Linked DNA regions of Homo sapiens: region 2 is linked to region 1. Evidence: chromatin loops called from intact Hi-C (ENCODE). Cell type or tissue: endothelial cell of umbilical vein. All regions are shown on one strand. Links, peaks and the distances in the headings refer to the core of each region. The heading gives the core; the rest is flanking DNA. Region 1 overlaps CCDC178 (coiled-coil domain containing 178). Region 2 overlaps CCDC178 (coiled-coil domain containing 178).

Evidence for each region. A loop is a pair of places that touch in the nucleus more often than their neighbours do. Peaks named below come from ENCODE experiments on the same cell type or tissue, not always from the same donor. Only the 100,000 strongest peaks of a DNase experiment are listed, where the experiment ranks them.
Region 2: a loop joins it to region 1, with 3 times the contacts of the local background. A loop is called at or near these places in 2 of 110 quality-filtered maps.

Annotation. Positions count from the first base shown.
Region 1 is chr18:33,010,744-33,019,093 of GRCh38, forward strand. All of the region lies in intron 21 of CCDC178 (coiled-coil domain containing 178), which reads right to left. Among named protein-coding and RNA genes, the nearest start is that of KLHL14, 240 kb to the left of the region's middle. In endothelial cell of umbilical vein, for the core only: no CTCF peak of the experiment used is centred there; a DNase peak (open chromatin) is centred at 3,518; H3K27ac peaks cover 1,940 bases.
Region 2 is chr18:33,196,619-33,204,968 of GRCh38, forward strand. The region is part of intron 20 of CCDC178 (coiled-coil domain containing 178); the gene reads right to left. Among named protein-coding and RNA genes, the nearest start is that of CCDC178, 240 kb to the right of the region's middle. In endothelial cell of umbilical vein, for the core only: a CTCF peak has its summit at 5,186 (motif pointing left); a DNase peak (open chromatin) is centred at 5,153; H3K4me3 peaks cover 205 bases.

The DNA.
Region 1 (8,350 bases), core at 197-8,196:
GTATGCATATTTTTTTCTTTAAGGGCTTAAGCCTAAATTAAATCACCAAGAGCCTCAATAAAGTAATATTAAAGTTGAACAGAAATCCACAAGAGCAAGACAATTTGGAGGTAGGTTAAAATTCCTTTCTTGCTCTTCAACCTTAAATCAGAGTGCTGTGTTAAGGTATTGTAATGATCTAAGACAGTGTGTCATCTTTCACGCCAGGCAGCATATGTTACAATTCCTGAATTAGAGAACAGCTATTCCCCCAAATTATTATTTTAACTACATAGTCATTCTCAGTTTGGATTTAGGTCAGGCACCAAAAGTTACTCTATAGTCTTGGGAATGAATATCATAACCCTCAGCTCACAGCATAATCGTCAAAGCCTCATCCAGAAATGCATTATAGAACACACAGAAAATTTAAAAAAGATTTTGATTACTGCTTAATATAGAGAAATGAATGTGTTTATCTTTATAAATAGCACTTGTATACAAGTGGCTCAAATGTGGTAAAACAGCCACAACAGTCCCAATATAAGTTGCAAAATCAAACATTCAGGCATGAGAAGTCTTTTTCTTAAGTTATTTTCAAGCTTCATCCTTTTTTCTGCAATAACTAAAGCAAAGCCACAGTAGCTGCAGCCATTTGCATCTGAGGAAGAGATGTTTTGCTTTGGTGATATAGTTAATGAGTCTAAAAATATTCAGTATAATAATTCTGTCAAAGCCCCCACAGTCTCCTCAATGAGCGGAAGCCTGCAGGATTCCAATGGGGAGCCGAGTAATGAGCTCTCAGCATTCGCTCCCACACCGTCCAGGCGAAATATACTCAGGCCTCTATGGTTCCACATCATTAGCAACATGAAACAAAGACACATGCTTGACTTTAATAAGCGACTAAAGTTGCTGGCTTACTAGTCTGTTACTGCACGTAAACTCTGTTTCAGTATTTCAAAACAGCTCCTTGCAAAGAGAAAGCAGGAAGGGTTTTGGCAAACAGGCTTAACTTAACGTGGCAAATGATTGAGCAGAATGCAAAAAAAAAAAAAAAAAAAAAAAAAAAAAAAAAAAAAAAAAGGACACAGGAAGTGATGAGTCTCCTGGGCTCATTGCAGACTACAGTTTCCCTGTTGGAGATGATGGTTACGGTGGGCTGCAGTGATCGGGCTATAGGCATATGTGACTGAGTTTTAGTTGATTTTCTTGCAAGACAGGAAGTGAACAAGCTTATTTCCCACTGGGAAAGGTTCAGACATGATTAACTTGGGCATGATCAAATAGGTCAATAATATGACAATGAATTTCTATCACAATAATTAAGTGGGGAAATTTGTGTGATTTGTTCTTCTTGTTCTTCACATACCAATAATGCATTAGCATGGATTCATTTAGTTTCTTTCATTAGATAAAGTCACATAGCTACAATTTAAGATAGTGAGGGCTCAATTTGAATACTTAAATGTTATTTCTGCAAAACATTATATTATTTTCCTGTATTTTATTTTTAGCACAGGCTTTTGCATGCCAGCATTGAAGAAGTGATCTGAAATTTGTTTCTACATGCATACTAATTATTTCAAGGGTGATATTCCCATATATCAGGCTTTATGAATATCAATCACCAGGATAAAGTAAGAATTATTGTAGAGAATGACATAGGTAGAGATAAATGCATCACTTTGGGATATTAGGATTCAGAATATTTTACATGTATATGATTTTTGCCAGCTATTAAAATATTTCAACTTTACCTTAAATAAAAAGTTCCTATATATAATCCCCAAATCTTGGCATTGGAAGAGAACTCAGAAATCATAAAAGGTGCTAATCCAGTCCATGCAGTGCCTCATTTTACAGCGCTCCCCTAAAATATTTTTCTTAACATTAATATAAAACCAGAGAATCATCTTATGGCTTTAAATAATTGAACATTGGAACTTAAATTGTAGATGGTTTCCACTGTCTTCTTTTAAATTTCATATTTTAGTTTTATGCTTATAATCAAGATAATCTTCAACCTTTTTTCGCCATATGATACAATTTCCCCATAATATTGGAAACTAGACATTTTTAAAGTATGCCTTTAGCAAATAGGAATAAAAAATGATTGAGTCCAGCAGCAGCCCAGTGGCTTATCAAGGATGACTTTAAAACCACCCATTTTCTTTGGTTATGGTTATGCAACTGTTTCTTACACAAGGATACAATGAAATATTATATTTTGCAAATATCAGCCTATGCTCTAAACAGTAGTTAGAGCAAACTTGTTTATAAGAGAATGGAGGGAAATTTGGCATAATTTACATAATTAATTTTTAGTGAATCCATATATTTCAATAACACATTTTTCCTTTTATAGGATTTCACTTATAATCTCCTAAATAAACCAATCTAGAATACTTTTATGAGGCTTAATTTTACTCCCACCAAGCTTTAGTTTCTCCTCCTTTTGAAAAATGAGACAAATTTCCTAATTTTAGTGTTTTCACATTTCTTTCACCTGCTTCACAGCTTCTCTCCAGTAACTAACTTTAGTTCCTTAATCATATAGATACATTCTTTCAGGATCCAGGACTGTTTTGCTGGGTATGGACACTATCAGTCTTAAGGGATTTGGGCCCTCTTGTTACTATTTACCTTTTCCAAGTTTATGATTAATCTCCTTGGTGAAGAAAATAAAAGTAAAATAAAAGTTCATCAGTATTTACTTCTACTTATCTTTGGCTTTGGGTACTCAAAGTGGTGAACCATTTTTTAAATGCATTCCATTTTATACTAAGAAGGCTATCTTGGCACATATAATTTTATGACATAAGGCTATGATTTATTTTTATATTTACTATATTTTAAGTTATAAGAAGTATGTAAGCCAAAATATAAATTTTTTCTTGTAACTAAAAAATGATGTCATTTGCTCTGCCTTCAGTGCGGAAATAGAGTATGAGCTTTGAAAGGGATAATTTCACTCAAGAAGTGGACATGGATGAAAGGTATTTCACTTAAGTGTCAATATTGCACTTTCCCAAGAAAAATCCAGGGAAGACTATATATATGCATACAAAGATCTTGCCAATGTTATAACCACTCCTATTTAGACAATCTTGTTCACATCAAGGTACACTGTGTAAAAGATCATGACTTATTTTAAAAATTCATGTTTGCGGAGAAGCAGTTCTAAAATGGTGGAATAAGGAGCTCCGAAAATATGCCCCTTCATGAAAGCAAAATTTGTCAAAAATCGACCTTGACTTGACAGAACTCTGAAAATTAACCAACATCCTTGCCCACAGTCTGAAAAGTATTCAAGGAAAACAGCTGAATTTCTGTAAAAATTGTAAGCTTTGTAATGCTCTAGCTTGCTCTATTCCCATTCTCCTACTTCAACTCCTCGTAAACCTGGAAAACCAACAGCCTTAATACCACAATAACTGTGAGAACCAATTTCTAGTAAACACAGGATGCAGCGGAATGAGTGTGGTGTTCTTGTCACTATTTGATCTGCCCAGAAACTCCCTGGAAAAATCCCATATGCAGGGCTTATCTTTATTTGACAAGACTCATAGTTTAATCAGTGTAAACAAGCGCATGCTTAGAGCGTTTGTTTAGTACAATCAGTAGGAACTGTTTGATACCACAGTTTCCTGAAGAAGTGACACCTATTGGGGCTAGCAAGAGGCTAACTGAAAAACTTAAAAGGAAAAACTGGAAAAAGAAATGTCTTTAAAGGGTCTTTGAAAATCTCTGACAAAGCACTAGCAATCTAAAAGGCACACCTATGTGTAGGGCAGTTTACATTCTCAGAAAAGACACGACAATGTTCCACTTTCTTACTGCTGTTTTTTCTAGAGGACCTGTATAAGCAGGAAGTAAAGGAAAAGACATAATTATAACCTACTATATTGTTTTATGTATGTATAACACACACACACAGAGTCCACTGACAACATCTGGGAGACTTATTGGCTCAGGTCATTTAAAAAATATTTGTCAAATTACTAGTCTGTTTGGGGAGAAGCTTCAGTAGCTGCTCATAATAAAGAAGACAGACTTTATAGAATTGGTCCAGGAAAATCACAAAACAAGGCACAGCAGTAGCAGCAACAACAGCAATAACAAATAACAAGAACAAAAAACCCTGGGGAGAAAAAATTCGATTTCCAGAGTTGCCAAATTATATTAATTGAAATGTCTAGTTTTGAGCAACAATAAAAAAGTATAAAACATGGAAAGAAACAGGAAAGAGGCTGGGTGTGGTGGCTCACACCTGTAATCCCAGCACTTTGGGAGGCCGAGGCGTGCAGATCACTTGAAATCAGGAGTTTGAGACCAGCCTGGCCAACATGGTGAAACCTCATCTCTACCAAAAATACAAAAATTAGCCGGGTGTAGTGGTGGGTGCCTGTAATCCCAGCTACTTGGGAGGCTGAGGCAGGAGAATCTCTTTAACTCAGGAGGCAGAGGCTGCAGTGAGCCAAGATCATGCCACTGCACTCCAGCCTGGGTGACAGAGCAAGATTCTGTTTCAAAAGAAGAAAAAAAAAAAAAAGGAAAAAAGAAAAAGAAAGTCTCACGCCTGTAATCTCAGCACTTTGGGAGGCCAAGGCGGGGCAGATCACGAGGTCAGGAGACCGAGACCATCCTGGCTAACACGGTGAAACCCCGTCTCTATTAAAAATACAAACACTTAGCCGGGCGTGGTGGCAGATGCCTGTAGTCCCACCTACTCGGGAGGCTGAGGCAGGAGAATGGCGTGAACCTGGGAGGCGGAGCTTGCAGTGAGCCGAGATCGCACCACTGCACTCTAGCCTGAGAGACAGTGCGAGACTCCGTCTCAAAAACAACAACAACAACAAACAACAACAACAAAAACAGGAAACCATGGCTAATTGGGGAAAATATGGTAAATAGAAAAAAAAAAAATCCAAAAAGCCCAGATGTTGGATTTACTAGGCAAAAATTTGAAATCAGTTATTATAAATATGTTCAAAGAACCAAAGAAATCTAACTTAAAGAACTGAAGGAATTATATGTATGGTGTACAACTAGAAACAATCAATAAGAAAATCAAAATTATAAAAAAGGACCAAATAAAAATGCTGGAGTTAAAAAGTATAATGACTAAAATAAAAGCATTCCCTGGAGGGGCTCAACAACAGACTTTTAGTGGCATAGGATAGAATCAGTAAACTTGAAATAGGTCATTTGAGATTCTTCAGTTAGAATAGAAAGAGAATGAACAAAGAAAAGTTAACAGAGCCTCTGAGAGTTGTGGGGAAAAACTTCCAAATTTGGAGGAAAAACATTAATCTACACATTCAAGAAGTTTGGTAACCTCTAAATATAATAATCTCAAATTTCCGTATATAGAAATATCATAGTCAAACTTCTGAAAGACAAAGAGAAAAAAAGTAAATCATGTACCAGAGATTCTCAAAAATATAAATAGCTGACTTACCATTAGAAATCATGAAGGCCTGAATAATGATATATATTAAGTATTGAAAAAATACTGTCAACTAAGAATTCTATATATGGTTAAACTATCTTTCAAAAATGAAGGAGAAGTTAAGACATTCCCAGATCAGCAAAAAACAAAAACAAAAACAAAACAGATTTTGTTTGTTTTGGCTAGCAGATCTGCTCTAAAGAGTGCTCCTCAGACTAAAATGAAAAAATATTAGGCAAGAAATCAAATCCACATTATGAAAAAAAAGCATCAGCAAAGGTATCTACACAGATAGATATAAATTGCCATAAAAATGTATTTTTGTTGGTAACTCTTTTCTTCTTTTCATGAATTTAAAAGACAATTGAATAAAGAAATAATTATTAATTTTGTTGCTGGGCTTATAATGTAGAAAAATGTCATTTGTATGACAGTAACAGAGAAAAAAGGGAGGGGGATCAGAGCTTTATTGGGGTCAAGTTTTTGAATACTATTAAAGTTAGTATTAATTGATATTAGATTGTTATAAGCAAAGATGTTACTTGTATTCCCCAGTGTAACCACTAACAAATTAACTCAAAACACATATAAAAGAAACAGCAAAGGAATTAAAATGGCACACTGGAAAATATATACTTAACATAGAGAATGAAGCAATAAAATAATAGAAGTACAGAAAATAAAAACATTTAGAAAAACTTAGCAAAATGACAGATGCAGAAAAAACATTTGGCAATGCTTAATGAAAAGTACTTGATGTGACAGGAATAGAAGGGAACTTCTCAATTTGGTAAGGACTATTGACAAAAATCCCTATAGCTAACATTATATTCAATAGTAAATATATATTTTCCTCTATGGTCAAGAAAAAGACAATAAATATGTGAATACAACTATTCAACATTTTACTATCAGTTTTACATGGAGAAATTAGGCTGGAAAAGAAATAAAAGTCATTCAGTTTGGAAAGGAAGAATGTAAACTATATTTACAGATGATATATGACATGCTTTTATATATAGAAAATCTTAAAAAATCAGTAAAAAAATATTAGAACCAATGAATGGGTTCTGCAAGATTGAAGGGTACAAGATCAATGAACAAAAATCAATTATGTTCTATACACTATCAACAAATAATCCCCAAATACCATCATTCCAACAAAATAGCATCAAAAGAATAAAATACTTTGAAATAAATTAAACAAAAGAAGTGTAATACTTGTGGTCTAAAAGTATGAATACTGTTGAAACTAATTAAAGAAGGCCTAGTAAATGGAAAGACATCTATATGTTCAAAGATCAGAAGACTTAATATTGTTAACATGGCAATACTTCCGAAATTCATCTACAGGTTTAAAATAATCCCAATAAAAAGTCAAGTTACATAATTTGGGAGAAATTGAGAAGTATATTCTAAAATTCATGTGGAAATACAAAGGATTCAGAAGAACCAAAACGATCTAACAAAAGAACAAAGTTGGAGGACTCACACTTCTGGATTTCAAAACTTGCTACAAAGTTACAAATAATCAAGACAGTGGTAGTGATATAAGTATAGAAACACAGAAGAATGGAATAGAATTGAAAGTCCAGAAATATGCATAGAAAATGGACTCAAATGGATCATAGACATAAATGTAAAAACTAAACTATAAAACCCTCAGATGAAAATCTTCGTAATTTTGGATTAGTCATGAACCTCTTAGACATGATACCAAAAGCACAAGCTACAGAAGAAAAAAAAAGATAGATTGAAACTCAAGATAAATTAAAAACATTTGTGCTTTAAAGGAAACCATTAAGAAAGTGAAAATATAACCAAAGGAATCAGACAAACTACTTGAAAACCTTATAGCTGATGAAGGACTTTTGTCCTTAGAATACGCAAGGAACTCTAACAAGTCAATAAAAAGGCAAATAACTCAATTTTAAAAGGAACAACATATTTGAATAGACGTTTATCCAAAGAAGATATATAAATGACTAATAAGCACAGGTAATGATGCTAAACATTATTAGTCATTTGAGAAATCAAAACCAAAATGGAATACCACTTCATACTCACTGGAATGGTTAAAAACCAATCAACCAAACAACAAAAAAGCAGAAAATAAAAACTGCTGACCAGATGTGGAGAAAGTGGAACTGTTATACATGTTGGTGGGAAAACATTCTGGCAGCTCCTCAAAATGTTAAACATATAGTTACTATATAACTCAGCAATTTTACTCTGAGGTACACATTCAAGAGAAGTGTAAAGGTATGTCCACCCAAACTTTCACAATACCCTCAAAGTAGAAACAACCCAAATGCCCATCAAGTGATGAATGAATAAACAAAATATGGTATAGTCATATGAAGAAATGTTCAACAAACAAAAAGCTGAAATACTGGTACAAGCTCAATGAACCTTTAAAGCATTATGCCTTAAAGCATTAAGAAAGAAGCCAGTGACGAAAGGCTATATCTACATACACTATGATTCCATTTATATTAAATGTGCAGAATAGGCAAATCTATAGACACAGAATAGATTAGAAGTTACAGCAACTGAAATAGGAGGGAATGTGTCTCCACTGCTATTAAGTATGGAACTTCTTTTTGGGGTGATGACATTTTCAAAGTTAGTGGTGATGGTTGTACAAATCTGTGAATATAAAAAAAATCATGGAAATGTATACTTTAAGTGGGTGAGTTTTATGATTTGTGAATTATATATCAATAAGGCTGTTACAAAAATTCCCTGTTTGCAATATAAATAACCAGAGCTGGTATAATACTACATTTCTGATTTTATGAGATACTTCTCTACCAATAAAACATCTTGTTCATATAGAGGTTCTCCAGAGAATCCTTAGGGAATTGTTAGGATAGGAATTCTCAATACTATGTCATTACTTCTTTAATTATCTAC
Region 2 (8,350 bases), core at 306-8,305, 190 kb after region 1:
TTCTGGATGTTATGGGTACAGGGCCTACCACATGCCAAGACGACAAAAGCTGAGCATACGAATATCTTTAAACTAGGGGTGCAAATTATGGTACTACATTTTATTACCTCATAACTTCTGATAATATTTCCAGCACAACATACATCACCTGCCTGTCTCCCATCATAGAGGTAATAGTTATGGTGTTGTGAGAGGAACCTGCTGAAATGGGGAGTTTTTTGTTGTTGTTCTATGTGCCTGAGTAAAGTGCCCCTTGTAAAGGTAAGCCTGATTTACTAATGAACATTTTGAGAAGGACTTGATATATTGCTTGCATTCTGTCTACCTTTTAACTTCAGAAGTCACTTGATCACAAAGTTTTGGGCCTTTATTGGGCCTTAATTCCCCTTGATTTATCTTAATTTTTTCATTTCATTTTAATTTTTTTGAGACAGGGTGTCACTCTGTTACCCAGGTTGGAGCGCAGTGGTGCTATCATAGCTGTCTGCAGTGTTGATTTCCTGGGCTCAAGCGATTCTCCTGCCTCAACCGCCTGAGTAGCTGAGATTACAGGTGTGTGCCACTATTCTTGGCTAATTTTTAAAAATTTCCATAATGCTGAGGGTTCACTATGTTGCTTCGGCTGGTCTCAAACTCCTAGACTCAAGCGATCCTCATGCCTTAGCCTCTCCAGGTGATGAGATTGCAGGTGCGAGCCACCGCATCCAGCCACTTGATCTTAGTACCCAAAGAACAATGACAAACGCAAGGGCATCTGGGCACTTGTAGGGAGTGGTAATAATATCCTACTGCTTTATTGTTTACTGAGGGCTTTCAGGATATTTGTGTGTAGTGGGGTAGTGGGGGTTAGTAGAAGGGGGACCCATTATAATTCCAGGTGTGAAACTTAAAAGCTGAGTGATTATGAGAAAGTCTTGTTTAATATCTCTAAGTTTAAGCTTTCCAACTGCAACTGTAAAATTAAAAAAATGAAACCTTTGTGGCCTACCACACTGGATTGCTTTATCAAAAAAAAAAAAAAATACTTATGCTCGAACCCTGAAAGATCAACTTAGAATTGCCAAAGCTGGGAAAAGAAGGATCCTTTATCTTAAAGTTGTTCTATTTCAGAATTCAACTCTAAACTTATGGGAAATAATGCAGAGATTTGAATCAAAAGCTAAAACTATTTCTACTAATTTTTTTTGCTTTGTACATTCATTGTCTTTTTCCATAAAGTGTGTTTCACATTATAAAAATCAACAAAGGTTATTGAAAAACATTTTCATTATTCTATATAGTACTGAAAATGAACATGACACTGTACAATAGTTTATATATTCCATTTCCTTTCTCTTTATAGCCTATTTCATTTTCTCTCAAACTGTTATTATTATCATGACACCCAAATTTGAGATATGCAGCTCCCTCAGGAAGTCAGGTATACATGTTCTCTATAAGCAAATAAATCAGACAGTGGGAGGGCTACCTGGGTAATGTTAACAATACTCCCCACAGGACACTGCAAGTCATATTTGTGATATTTGTCAGAGCATCAGGGCCACATTCAAAAATCCTAACTTTAACAGGGAACACTTGGTGCTGTTACTTCTATGGAAAACCACTGATAACTCACTAAAGACAAAGTAAGAGCTAGCTTGCCTCTCTCTGTCTCTCTCTCTCTATCTATCTCCCTATCTCTACCTCTCCTAAAAGGCTTAAACAAATAGAAATGAACTAGAAACGTATAGTAACTAAAAACAATTTCCTGGCTCTGGTGGAACACTTTAGGCTAAGATCTATGCTTATGAACATTATAATCCTGTAGCTATCTCATTTATGCAACATTAAATTCATTTTTTATGAAAGCAGGACAAGGTGACCTTCTTGAAGGTAAGAACTCTCAAGTAAAATTCATACTATTTAAAGGAAGGTGGACAGGACAACTGGAGGTCTTTTTAATTATATGAACAACCAAGATTTAAAAATATCTTATGCTATGTTTAGCAATGCTTAGCCCATTTTATGCGATTTGTAAAAATTCTTGATGATAGACACTGATATATAAATATATACTTATAATAACTTAATATTTTGTCGATGCCTTTAGTAATGGTATAGGTGAGGCAATACCTATCAAGTCTTGGTAGTCCCAGTAACTCGCTTTCTCTCCTTGAAAACTTTTCTGATAAAAGAAACGGTGGCAATGTTTAGAAGTTGCATTTTAACACTGTCCCTCTTTCTTGTTTCTGTCTGTGGTTAACAAAGCATATTAAAATGATGTTTATTATTCTGTCTCCTCTGTAAGGCTAATATGCTTCTCAGAGTTAAGGGATGTGCTTTACTGCAACAATCCTCAGTATCTAGAATAGTGTATTTAATGTAGCAGGAACTCAATATATATTCATTAATTGAACTAACAATTACCCCAGTCTAAACCCTTCCAATGTGAACTTTGGAGGTGCCATTTCTCGGTAAACAAGCTTAGCTATATTTTATCCTTATTTCAGAATACTAGATACAACTGTTTGTATTAATTAAACCTGGGTCTGAATTACAGACTGCTACTTTATTAGGGACCCATATACTAGAAGGTTTAATTGCAGTTAGTGTATACCTAGTTGTCCATTATTGCTTCCAAACCATTATTCCTCCATGCTTATGTGAAAATACTCCTGTTATGAATTTATATAGATTAAATAATAAAATACTCTGCCTTCTCTCACCTATTGCCCTGCCACTCAATGGTCTCCTGGTCATTTTCCACACTAAAGCAAAGGCTTTGGCCCATGGTACTCAGTCTTCTCTTCCTGTCTATCTCTTGTTCCACCTATCATACTCTTTTACTTCAGTATCTATTGTGATGACTTATCCAACATTTTAATCTTAGAATTTATGGGATTACTCAAATCAAGTTAACTTCAATTACACATTCCATTAACCATTCATACCCATGGACACCATTCTAACTTGTTGTCATCTGGAATGATGCCACCTCTGAAGTTTCAAACTCCTATACTTCGTTTTTTAATTACAACCTCTGAGTCTTTTGTTGCCGCTATTCTTACTCCCTTTTCCATCTCATAATCACCCAACCAGGGCTGTGTCTTGATATTTCTTCTCCAAGGTTCCTGTATTATTAAAGATTTCCTGAAGCCTCTGATGCAATGCATATGCTTATAATTTCTGCAACCGTATTCTGTTAACTGAATTTCAGATTCAGTTAACAGATTTCAACTGGGCACTGTACTCAGCTCCTCCAAAGATACTTTACATTTGATTGAATCCAGTTCCAAATCTATTCCTCAATTTATAGTTTCTGGTTTTGGATACCGACACCACAACTCTCCTGTTGTCAAAGTCAGAAACCTGATATATATATATTTGGACAATTCCTCTCACCATCAGCACCCAAAGACTCAACAAGTTCTGTCTACATTAACTCAAAAAAATCTGGAATTCACTCTTTCATCTCACTAGAACTTCATAATTTCACTTCTAAATTCTTCATTGGTATAGCTTCATCAAATATCGTTTTTCTGTCTCCAACTTATTACATGTAATCAATGACAGTGAACCATGTTTATGTCATGGAATGCATAGAAAAAGAAATTTTCACTTCATTGCACTGGGGTAATGGGACAAGGTTCTTTGATGGGAGAGGCTTCTAAGCCTAATCTCGAGCCATCCTTAGGCCATTCCCAACAACTCTAAGTGCTGACAAGATTAATGTTTCAGTCTACCAATAGCCTGTTAGTGCAACACTAATGCGAAACAGCAGTCCAGCGGAAACATCTGCGAAGTTTAGTGCGATGTTTTTCAGCTGGAAGTGTAGCTTTGTTACCCTTCTGGTCAATTATTCATAACCTAGCACACAAACTCCTTAGTATGACATTCAGAGCCTTCATGACATGGTTCTTACCTCTATGTAGGACCTTTCTCCCTGCCTCTGATCTACAAACGCTATAAACCAACTGCAGTTCCCTAAATGCATGCTGATTTTCGACACTTGTATGTCTTTCCTCCTAATGTTTTCACTACTTGAAGTATTCTTTTCTTGGCTGTCTTGTTCCCACTTTCCAAGATTTAGTTCTGCAATACTCATCTTCGCAAGTTTTTTTCAGATTTCCTGCAAGCCCCTCTTCCAGGTTCTAGAGAACTCTGTGCTTAATTCAAGAAAAGTACTTGTTACACCTTATTTTAATTGGCTTGTGCCTGTTTTTTTCACCTTTGCTTAGGGGGGCTAATTAAAAGCAGGTGTTGCCTTTGTAATACGCTCAGAATCTCACACAGATTCTGACAACACATGACTTCAAAATGAACAAATACATCGATGAATGAATGAACAAAAATCAATATAGTTTATCTTTTCCAAAGTAAACTGAAATATAAATTTTACTTTTTCACTTATTTAAGGAGTTGCGTCACTTCATTTGGACTTCCATTCAGCAAATGTTGATAATTTATTGTGTCCTAGACATTGTGACAGACCCTGGAAGGCTCACAGGAGTGAGGTATTATTCTGTACTTCAAAGCATTCACCAAGTGAAATGCAAACCAAATATTTAAGCAAATCCTGCATCACACAACATATAATACAATCTCTCCCTCAATCCTGTCTCTTTCCCTTTTGCTGAAAAATATTTATTTCCGGTATTTAAAAGTTGCAAACAAATAAATTAAAACATTTACATTCCTTGATTACTAAAGCCCTTGAAAAAGTATTTCAAAGCTTCCCCTTTCCATGTACTTGCCCCTTTCATCTTTACATTTGATCTTCTGCCTTCACCAATGGACTGATGCCACTCTTTTTATCAGTGATGCTCTCCCTAATGGCAAAGTTAAGAATATATAACTCAACACTTTGGCAATGTTTGGCACTTTTGAGCCCCTGTGGAGCTGAAACTCAAACCTCTGGACTGATGCGAATGTCTCTGGGTTAAAAGAACAGGCTCTGCCAGCCTGGAGCACAGACTTCAGAGGCGGGGCTTCAGTTGGCTGGCTCTGATGTCTTTGATGTGGGATGTGAAAAAATCAGTTCTGCAAGCGTTGCAAAAGCCGTGGGTTGTATTAAGGTGAAGCTGTGGGAAGGAACTGCTGCTCCCTAGGAAGACGCTGACAAGAGCCACAAACAGACAGGAAGCTAAAGGAAGCAAGCAGTAAGGAACAAGTTTCTTTTTTCTCCTTAAATTTTCCAGTCTCCCTCTAGTGCCCCCTATTGGCAAAGCCTAACTTAGAGCCCGGTGACAAAGGAGAAACGTTGCAGAGCCCCCAACCGGTTTACCAAACTGAATAGAAAAGAGCTGAGAAACAATAATGTATTGAGTAACATATCCAGATTCTGTCTTCAAATATTTTCTACTTTATTTCAAGGTTTTTATGTGTTCCCCTGGTTTCAACTATCAACGCAGTGGCTGACTCCCAGATCTTATACTCCATTCTTACTCCTTATCCCAAACTCTACCTCTGCAAGGTGAATTACTGGGTACATATTTCCACTTAAATAGTCTCTACTGGCCGGGCGCGGTGGTTCACGCCTGTAATCCCAGCACTTTGGGAGGCCGAGGCAGGCGATCAAGAGGTCAAGAGATCGAGACCATCCTGGTCAACATGGTGAAACCCCGTCTCTACTAAAAATACAAAAATTAGCTGGGCGTGGTGGTGCGCACCTGTAATTCCAGGTACTCGGGACGCTGAGGCAGAAGAATCGCTTGAGCCCGGTGGGGCGGGGGTTGCAGTGAGCCGAGATCGCGCCACTGCACTCCAGCCTGGCAACAGAGCAAGACTCCATCTTAAAAAAAAAAAAAAAAAAAAAAAAAAAAAAAAGGATCTACTATGTTAAAAACAGGTCATCTTTTAAGAAAATTCAGTCGTCAAAAGTTCTTTGTACTGAAAATGCCAGCAAAGCTGTTACCAGTCAACCAGGATGGCACCACCTCTTACCTTCTAATGTTTTCTTCACATGACACACGATTTGGCATTGGGCTCTGTGGGGTCTACATCCGCATTCCTATTCCATCAGTGCCTCATCACTTCTCTGACGACCAAATCACTTTTTTGTGACTTTTATCTGCAACTAGTGCCTACATTTCATTTCAGTTCATCCTGTATGATGCTCTCTAATTGATCTTGCTATACAGCTCATCTCTGAGCACATTACACTCCACAAAAAGTTTTCATGTCTCCCCCTGCAAATTAAGTGTAAACTTTTCACTGAGTCCTCACAATATATTCTTTACCTGTATTCTCAGCCTTATCTCTTATTGTGTATCACATTACTAATATAAAAGCACACTTAGATGGAAATTCCTAAATAACCATTTTTGTATAGTTTCCTAATCATTTTTATAGGACATATTTTTAATGTTGAATAGTAGTAGATCATAGCATATATTCTTTTAGGAGGTTTTGAAAACATTGCAAAATTTCCATCTGGAAGGAATGGACAAATTCACATTTCCAATGCGGCTATTGTAACTCTGGATATTAGCATAATTTCCTCTTTTCCTATATTAAGGTATATCATTGTTGTATTAATTCAAGTCCTGAGATTATCAGAAATATTTATCAATTTAATATACATATTTGCTCTTATGAACTGAATTTTCATAGTTTCTGGAATATTTTGTATTGCTTTTTCATTTATAGACACTCAATAAATTAAAGATATTAGGTGCCACATATTTTGCAACTATTTTTCTTTTTCCAATGAGTCATCTGCCTTTTAACTTTGTTTTTAAGTTTGCTTTCCTGTCACATAATTTTTCTTTTTTATTAGGCATTATCTTCATCTTAACTTATGCAGTAAATTATAACTGCATTTGCCTTTCTTGTCTCTGCTTTATTGATATGCCTAGTAACTCGTTCACAAGCCAAGATAATTTACATAGTCATTGATTATTTTAGTAATATAATGACTTCATTATCTTATTATTATTACTGTTATTATTAACTTTACAAGTAGGAAATAAAGACGTTATTATTTCCACTCTCGTTCTCTGAACCAGCAGTCTCAGTGATTCTTAACCCAGTAGCCTCAGTCAATCTTTTCAAACATAAGTCAGGACTTACCACTCCTCTGCTCAAAACCTGAAATATTTCTCCATTTCATTCTAAGTAAATGTCAAATTCCTTAAAAGGGTTCACATTATCTCTCTAGCCTCACCTATCATCCTCCTCATTGCTCCCTCTGCCCTACATTAGTTGGTGGCCTTACTGTTTCTTGAACATATAGGCATGCTGCCAACTGAATAGTTTGTCTCTGGAATGTTCTTCTCTCAAATGTCTATAAGACTAACTATGATAGCTCTTTTAAGACTCTATCCAACGTGGATTTTCAATGAGGTCTATGTAAGAGTTAGGGGAAGCTAACTTCTTGAACAAATAACCTCAAAATCCCAGTGGCTTCAGAGTTGACACTAATGTGAAGGACACAAATAGAGATCTCCCTGAGCATGACAAAGGAAAACAAAAGATTTTTAATTATATAGAAAACAGAAAACAAAATATAGTCCAGGAATAGTGGTATCAAATTTTAAAAGTCAAAGCAAATGCAATGTAAATAATAGTGAAAGACAAAAATAGAACAAAAGTTTCCCAAACTCGAACTAAAAAACCCTGAGTTCAAGATTAAATATTTCATATTTATTTGAGCAAAATGAAAAATTATTAATTTAAAATATACAAAGGCAACTTTTTGATATTGTAAATGAACAAAAATAGGAATGAAAGGTTATCTTTAAAGGCAATAAAAAAATACCTTCAGGGTTTCTCTCAACCAAACAAAATACCAATAAACGAATGAGCAAAATCTGTAGTTTTTGAAAAGAAATAATAATGACAACAATAGAACTGTTAATGTGATGTCCACTTATTTTGTACCAAAAACTGTTTTAAGTGCTCATGTTTACATGTTTAATTCTCACTAGAAGTCTCGAAGGCACATCTTGTAATTATTTTCTTTTACAGTTAAGGACTGAGATTGTGACATTAAAAAATTTATATACCACCATTTGTTGTTCATGAGTAAAGACAACTTGGAAAATGTATAAACTCAATTGCCTACTGGAAAGAAATCCCAAAATGTGTGGCTTGATCAACTAAGAGATGTATTGATATTAAAATCACTGAAGTGGGAGAGGTTATAGTTAAAAGAATTCTTAACAAATATGAAAATCCATTTACTATGTAGAATATTATAAAAATAATTATTGAAGATATGGTTACAAAATTAAATGCAAAAGACTAAACACTTTCTGAAAGTGGAAATTTACATGGTAAAAACAATAACAGCATGTTAATGATAAGAAAGCCATAATTCTTAGCACAATTAATTATGACCAGGAAACAAGGAGGGAGAAAGGATAACAGA